3 separate regions of the Homo sapiens genome follow, and all the other regions are linked to region 2. A link is a contact called in ENCODE Hi-C data. All regions are on one chromosome and are shown on one strand. Each heading gives the region's core, a stretch centred on a gene start or an enhancer-like site at or near the end of the contact. The rest is flanking DNA. Distances are from core to core; before and after follow the strand shown. Region 1 overlaps PLCB1 (phospholipase C beta 1). Region 2 has its middle 170 kb from the start of HAO1. Region 3 overlaps PLCB1 (phospholipase C beta 1).

Region 1 (2,700 bases), core at 71-2,570, 830 kb after region 2:
AAATGTATATTATGGGTTTAAAAATAATAATGGTAATAACAGAAATGTTAAAAGCTAACATTTCTTGAGCACTTTCTATGTGCTAATTTGTACTGATCACTGACTGAGCCCTTGTGTAGATGAGGAAGTGGAAGAGTTGAGTGACTGCCCCCACTAGCATGGCTGTGATGTGCAAAGCCAGGACTCACCCAGGTTATTCATTCCTAAACTAGAACACCTCTGAGCAAGTTTTCTTTGCACTTGAGTAAAGCAGATGGATTAATGTTTGCTAGAAAGCTACCAGACATTGATAGAGAGCCAAGTTTGCAATGGAAAATTTGTCTAAACCTGCTAGTGTTAACTGGTATGATCTCCCCTTGTTTTGAGACCAGGCTTGTTCTGGAAGTGTTGCGGCTGTTTTCTTCTACAGCTCTATCAATCCCTTCCTCTTTCCCTCCCTTGCAGCACCAACACCTTCACCATCATCACCCTTTTATCTCTTAGGTCTTGATGGCTTCCACATTTTAGGATATCTGATGGTCCTCCAATGTCACTTAATGTATTTTCCATTGGGCAGCATCTTCTCTAGCCTCAGATAAGAATTAAAGTTCTCTCATGAGACTAGTTTGAAAAGCTGAACCTATGAGACAAAGTATAATTTTCCAATACCCATAATGATGGATATTCTAAATAAAGAAGAGTATATGACACCAACACCAAGTTTTTTTTTTAATCAAAAGCAAGGTTGACTCTTGGTATTCCTAGAATAGAGGCTTTTATAACAGACCTTAAACTGCCTTAATTTAAAGCAGGTGTATAAAATACAAAATGGTATTTAAAGAGGTGTAGAGATATTAATTAAAATAGGCTTGCTGAAATGCCAGGGATATCATCACTTCTGAAAATTGAATTAAGCCCTGAATGTCAATGGTGAATTAACATGAATAGACTTATCTATCCCTGTCCAAATATATTTTATCCACAAGCTGTGTAATACACGATGATTAACCAGAGGTTACAGATTCTAGCTGAAACCCAATCAAATTCTTCAGAATCCTAATTGAGGAATGCATTCAGGTCAAAGAATATTAACAGAAAAGCCTCTGTCATTTAAAGGGCAAGCAGAGTGAGTGCTTAAAAGTGTTCAAAATTTTGCTTAATTGTTCTCTTCTTGAGCTATTGTTCTTGATGATTTAGAAAACCTGTGTGCTGCAAGTTTAACTGCTTTAATTACAGTGATGTCAAATACATAGGCCTTTCTATTTAAAGGGATTTTAATTTCTGTGGCTTATGAAAGAGAAACTGAAAGCATAGTTAAAAGTGAATATGTTAGTTGAGAAAGTTCCTGTTCTTACCAAGCAATAAAATTTTCCTAAATGGATGTTTGAAGGAGAGCTGGTGTTCAGAGGTGTGGTTCAGTTGAAGCTCCTCTGGTAGAAGCCCAGCATTTTGTCTGTCTAGTTTTTTTGTCCTTAGCATTGCTTACTTTTGTAAAGCCCCAGATATATATAACTCATTGTTAAAGTATCACATGGTTTGTACAGCAGGATGATTTGCATTATATGAAGGACACCGAAACACAGAAAATGAAAGGTCTACGGTGTATGACAAACAGGACAAATGCTCTAGCAAAAATAAATTCTACTTTCTCTCAAAATTAGCATACTTGTTATTTAAAGAAATGTGCCAGAAGAGAAATACAAGATTTTCTTTTCTTTTTTCTCATTGACTTTAACTCTCTCTGAATGGCACCTATAACTAAAAATACATCTCGGGAATCAAGTAACCCTCTTTTATATACATCCCTCTAAATCTATGGCTAAGTTCAATGTTTAAGGTTGTCAAAGTGGCTCCCATCCAAAATCGGGTTAACATTTGCACTTTGCCTAAAGTGGGACTCCTAGATAAAATTCAAACGACCTTTCTGGTAATCCCAGCGTGTGGGTTTTAGCATCACCAGCTGGCTCCAAATGGGCCACTGCTCTCTCTACAAAGAGGAGGGAGCCTTCAACACAGGGGCCATGCTTGTCCATTCAACTGTGTCTAAATTCACAGATCAGTGTTTCTCTCAGTCCCTAGACCAGCAACATCAGCATCCCTTGGGAACTTGTTAGAAATGCAGAGTCTCAGGCCTTGCCTCACCGAATCAGCACCTCTGGGGTTGGACCTAGCAATGTGTGTTTTAACAAATCCTCCAGGTAATTCTGATGCACACCTAAGTTTGAGAACCACTTTTGTAAATGTGTGTTTCAACTTGACACTAACCAATAATTCTACCACTTAACATTAACAGCTTTCAATTTTATGATCCTTTGTGTTGGACAGGTCAAAGTGGGTGATTTCAACTGCTTAATGGGTACAGAATTTTATTTTGGGGTGTTAATAATATTTTGGAACTAGATAGAGGTGGTGGTTGCACAACCTTGTGAATGTACTAAATGCCACTGGATTCTTCACTTTAACAATGAGTACTATTGGCCGGGTGTGGTGGCTCACGCCTGTGATCCCAGCACTTTGGAAGGCTGAGGTAGGTGTATCACATGAGGCCAGGAGTTTGAGATCAACCTGGCCAACATGGCGAAACTCTGTCTCTATTGAAAACACAAAAATTAGCTAGGTATGGTGGCATGTGCCTGTAATCCTAGCTACTTGGGTGGCTGAGGCATGAGAATCCCCTGAACCCGGGAAGTGGAGGTTGCAGTGAGCCAAGATCATACCACT
Region 2 (2,700 bases), core at 97-2,596:
AAAAAATAAACTGGTGAAGTAGTGTGTTGGGCCCTGTGATATCTAAAACCCCCTTTAGGACTGAAAGGCTTATCCCTTCATTTGCTGGGTAATGCTGCTAGAAGACGACTTCTACTGCCAGTCCTCCTCGGGGAGACTGCTTTAGCTGAAAAACCAGGCTTGTCCTAGATCATGACTCTTTCCAGTGCAGCCTACATCCAATGACTGATCACAAAGAGATATAGCTGGGCCAACTCCAAGGGGCCATTCTAGCCCCAACCCCCTACTGCTTCACTGGAACTGCAATCTCCCTTGTCTTAGTCTATTTTCTGTTGCTTACAACAGAATACCTGAAACTAGGTAATTTATAAAGGAAATAAATTTATTTCTTACAGTTATGGAGGCTGAGAAGTCCAAGGTCAAGGAGTCACATATGGTGAGGATCTTCTTGCTGGCGAGAATGCTTGCAGAGTCTTCAGGTGGCAAAGGGCATCACATTGTGAGGGAGCTAAATGTACTAGCTGAGCTCTCTTTTCTTCTTCTTATAAAGCCACCAGGCCAACTCCCATGATAACTCATTACCTATTAATCCCATTAGTTGATGAATGAATTAATTTATTCATGAAAAAGACAGAGCCTTTATGATCCAATCACCTCTCAAAAGTCCCATCTTTTAATACTGCCACATTAGGGATTAAGTTTCAACATGAGTTTCAGAGAGGACAAACATTCAAACTGTATCATCCCTCTATCCAGTTCTGCTCTTTCTCCCTCATTTCCACAAATGTTCATCATAAGAGCATTTCTAATTAATTAGATTCTCTATGCTAATCTCTATCTCAGAGAATCATGAGCTAAGCCTACTATCAATGTCTTTTACTTTATCAAGCTGCCATATGCAGGATCGCACACACACACACACACACACACACACACAAAAGTGCTTCTTCTTATTTGTATTTTAACAGACAGTAGAGCTCTCTTATAATAATAACTACTTCCTTCCTGGTTTTTCATTGTTTGGTATGGCTTAATAAAATGAATACGTCTTTGCTTTTTCCCATCCTAAGTATAGATTTAACCTGTTCTCATGAAAAAGTATAAAGAATTAGTTTACTGTAGACTTATTATGTCTTTCTATTTTTATCATTTGTTTTTAGAAATTGGTGAGCCCATTCATGATTACACATATGAACAAATCAGTTCCCAGTAACTCTGGCAGATTTCTAAGCAATCTTGCTTAGAAAACACCTGGTAAAATATACTTTCATTCAACTTCAGGTGATTCAAAAGCAGCTGAAAGTCACTTAAGTGGAAATACAAATATGATGCTGCTTTTCAAATCAAAAGCAAGATCTCAACTCCACAGGATGTGGCAGATTGCCAGGTGTTTCATTTCTGACCAACAACTATACTGTCGGGAGCTTCTCTACGTAATTGACAAACCAAAACCCAAAGCACCAAGGTTAACAATTCACTTCTCTTTGGCCACAGAACTGGTATTGTGTTATTCCTGTACTGCACATAAATCACTTTCATAGGGCCATTAGAGGGTTGTTTTGAGGCCTAGAAGACTAAAATCAAACCTCTGGGTAGCTGAGCAATGTCAGAACAAGGTACAGAGTGGGTTTAGGGTCACTTTGGAGCCACTGTCAGTTTTCTTCTTTTTTTGCTTCTGAAGCTGCAAAATCATTTTGGCCCAAGGGCAGTCCACTTGAATTCTATGCAGACAAGAGACAGACTCGTGGTTTCTCCACAAGATTTTGATGTACTAGATCAGGACATCAAACATCAGCCCATCTCCAGATATAAAAAGCAACTTCGTAGGTTTTCAGATTATGTTTTGCCAACCATCTGGACTATGAGACAGATACTTGAGACAGAGGATGTTACAGGAGCTGACCACCATTGTCACAAATCATTGGTGTGCAGAGGTTGAGGTGCCTCACTCTTCCCTGTATGTGTGCCACAGGACTCTCCAGAGAGCTGGTAAAGAATAGGAAATTAATGTAAATGTGTGTTACACTGAGTGTGTGAAATTGCTAAAGAAAAGATTAAATTATTACTTGATCGTGTTATTTAACTTCCTTTCTTTCGAACGAATAGAAGGAAATGAAAATTGACATTTCTCAATGCCTATAATGTCAGTTGCCCTACATAATTTATATATGTACATTTTAGTTATAAATAATATAATGGGACATAATTAAAAGTCCCATTTAATTCTCACAATAAATGTATGAAAAGAAAAAATAAGTCCTTAGAACATCCATAACCTACCTCAGTTTATACAAATAATCAAGTGAAATCATTTCAGAATTTGAATACAAGTTGTAGTGGCTTCACAAAATATGATATTCCCACCCTTATGCCCAATGCCATGTGGGCTATGATCTAAGCCCTAACTAAACAGTAAAATATATTCTCTTCTGCTGATTTTCTTCTTTTTTTTAAACTCATAAAAGAAGTGAAAATTTTTCCATACAGTTTACATTTTTACTAATCTTTTCCTCTATGATAAACTTTTGGTAGGGCCTTCTATTTATGAAGTGAGCCATGCTCTTTTCATGACCCTATTTGTTCAAGGCATAGTGGGTAATACTGAGATGAAGCAGGCACTGACCCTACCTTCAGTTTGTTGGTTAGTACAGGGCATTGCATACAAAGAGTTATCATACACGGGGAAAGATTCATGTACACTTTATTATTTCAGCCAGACTT
Region 3 (2,700 bases), core at 178-2,677, 620 kb after region 2:
AGGTGAGACAAGACCACTGAGATTAAAAGATCAGAAAATTCTCCTCACACACCTAATACATTTTCTCTATGCCACCTGGTACTTCTGTACTCAAATGCTGCTTGATTTTTATATTTATACCCAAGAATTACTGATTTCAGGTAAGAACAGAGGGCTTGAGAGAAGAATTTGCTCATCACTGCCTGCCATGAATGGGCATAGCTCTGTGAACAGTTATTGTATTTTTTTTTCCTCAGGTATATAGAATACTTTATCAAAACCAAAACTCACTGTTTCTCCAAGTGAGTTCCTTGGAATACTAATAGATGCTATAAAAATGTCATCTAGGTGTGGTGGCTCACATCTGTAATACCAGCACTTTGGAAGGCCGAAGCAGGAGGATTGCTTGAGGCCAGGAGTTTGAGACCCAAAGCCCTATCTCTTAAAAAAAATATAGGTGGATGCAGTGGTGCATGCCTGCCTATACTCCCAGCTACTCAGTATAGGCTGAGGCGGGAGGATTTCTTGAGTCCAGAGTTCAAGGCTGCAGTGAACTGTGATTGCACCACTGCACTCCGGCCTGGGTGACTGGTCAAATAAGTTTGGGAAATGCTAAGGGTTCCTTTATTGCAGGATTTCTCACAGCTTTTGATGTGTTGGACATGGGTTAGTGTCACTTCTTTCTTTTTTCTTTAACTATGGGTCTCTTGGTCACAAGCATCTCATAGGATTAATATAAATGTTCTAAAAGCCATTTATTATGAAGTTAACCACACTTAATAAACTAGAACACCAGTTTATGAGTGATGCTTGTCTTCACAGTAGTGCAGATCCTATTAAAGATGTTTAGAGAACAGGTTCTTAGGTGATCTAAACCAGAAAGGCCTTTTTCATATATCTTGATAATATTAATATAATGTTGAATTTTGTCTTGTATTATATTATGATGTTTTGAATTTTAAAGTTTACTATTTGCATTCTTCCCACCTAATTAATTTTTTTAATTTGAGACCTTATGACAGAAAACCATCAGCATTGCCCACATATTACTCAAAACACAAGAATTTCATTTATTCCCATAGCACCTGGAATCTATGCTGGCATTTAGACAAGCCTAATGCCTAGTGTACCACTAGAGTGAGATTCTCTGTCCACTCTTAACTATTTCTAGAGCCTATTTTTCTATGGTTTCACATCTTATGACTTATATAAAATTGGTACTACTTGGCCTTTGTGGAAGGATTTTAAGTCAAGGTAAACCTTGAATTGAGGTTAGATTAAAAGTGGTAGAACTTACTTAGGGAGCAATAACTTTTAATAGTCATAGTTTCTTTTCGGTTCCTGGTGTGTGTGTGCAGAAAGAAAGAAGTCTGATGATTCTCTGGTTCATGGGAGTTGACTTTTATGCCCTGAAAGTGAGGCTTTGCTTCTGTATCCTCACACTGGGGAACAGCAGTGGTTAAGAGGCTCCACCAGTATTACTCATGTGGTCACAATCAAGTTGCTTAACTTCATGTCTTGCTTTCTTCATCCATAAAATGAAGTTAATAGTACTATTTCTCAGGGTTATTGTGAGGACTAAAGGCCATAACATATATTTCATAATAGGGGATCTGTAAGTTGTAGTTACTGTTATCCTTAAAACTATAGGCCATTAGTGCATATGTTTAATAGGCTTGAAGCTGTGCCATTATTTGACAAGTTAAACTCTTGGTTGCATCATCCATATTCTCAATGTTTTTCTTTAGGTATTTGCATTTGCCATCTATAGTATATAGGCTTCTATCTGGCAAAGTTTTCACTTTTAATGGTATCTTTAACAATATTTTTCAAAAGCTTTGAGCATCACTCATATTTCAAAAATAGTAAGGTCATGTTAAACTTTTAAATTAAATCGTTTCTTCCTAGACTATTTCAAGATTTGTAATACCTGGTTAAAATTGTTTAGCAAACACAATTTTTCTTTCTATGAATGTTAATTAAAAATTAAATTTGACTCTCTTTAGTTGAAATTAGTCATTTTGTATCTGTGCATGAATTACATTTTCCTTGATTCTTATAGTACCTTAGTATAAATAAATTTAGTAAGAGTTTAAAAAGAAGTTTCCTTGGTTGAGGTACATACAAACAATATGGGAAATTGAACACCTATTGACTTTATTATTTTTGCCATAGATAAATCTCTACTGTCGAAAGCAGTAGTTAATGAGACATTTATTTTATTTTATGGGTCTCTGAAACATGCTTCTCTATTAATCAATTTGCTTGCAATTTTGTTTGAAGATTAAAGATTCTTTAGAAGGCATTGTCTACATATTATTACTTATGGATACCAGATGAAAATCTAAATAAAATTAATTTAAGATCTCTTATATTAGTTCTGTCCTACACATATACCAAAGAATGTGGAATGGCTGAATAAGGAAAATTAAATTTTAAGTTTACACAATTTTAAAGTCAATAATGCTTTCAAATAAATTATCTATACATAATATTGAAAAGGAATAGCTCTTAGAATATCTAAAATAAAAATAGATGATTGAGTGGGATATTTCACATGAGTTGGTGGTTTATAAAACTTTGAGAAAGTATGTTAAAGAATAAATTGTGTAAGTAATAGCGAACTAGACTCAGTATTTAATTTTATGCTTAGCTGCTCAAAATTTCATGGTTTGAGTTGAGAATTCTTAAGTCAAATAATTTATTTGAAGGATACTGTAG

What was found. Hi-C counts contacts between places; a loop is a spot of excess contacts on that map. Pooled maps may share reads with other maps.
Region 1: a map with no recorded cell type shows a loop between it and region 2 (9-fold over the local background). The contact joins two enhancer-like sites. A Hi-C loop is called at or near these places in 5 of 37 single-sample maps with no recorded cell type and 4 of 50 pooled maps.
Region 3: a loop to region 2 is called in a map of OCI-LY7, with 4 times the contacts of the local background. The contact joins two enhancer-like sites. A Hi-C loop is called at or near these places in 1 of 168 maps with a recorded cell type or tissue (OCI-LY7), 5 of 37 single-sample maps with no recorded cell type and 4 of 50 pooled maps.

What each region holds. Positions count from the first base shown.
Region 1 is chr20:8,601,516-8,604,215 of GRCh38, forward strand. The region is part of intron 3 of PLCB1 (phospholipase C beta 1); the gene reads left to right. Among named protein-coding and RNA genes, the nearest start is that of RNU105B, 230 kb to the right of the region's middle. Within about 2 kb of position 1,321, at least 4 of the 41 ENCODE cell types and tissues checked have a DNase peak (open chromatin) inside an H3K27ac peak, as active enhancers do.
Region 2 is chr20:7,769,330-7,772,029 of GRCh38, forward strand. No RefSeq gene overlaps it. Among named protein-coding and RNA genes, the nearest start is that of HAO1, 170 kb to the right of the region's middle. Within about 2 kb of position 1,347, at least 2 of the 41 ENCODE cell types and tissues checked have a DNase peak (open chromatin) inside an H3K27ac peak, as active enhancers do; they include OCI-LY7, where a contact is called at or near this core.
Region 3 is chr20:8,393,069-8,395,768 of GRCh38, forward strand. All of the region lies in intron 3 of PLCB1 (phospholipase C beta 1), which reads left to right. Among named protein-coding and RNA genes, the nearest start is that of PLCB1-IT1, 150 kb to the left of the region's middle. Within about 2 kb of position 1,428, at least 2 of the 41 ENCODE cell types and tissues checked have a DNase peak (open chromatin) inside an H3K27ac peak, as active enhancers do; they include OCI-LY7, where a contact is called at or near this core.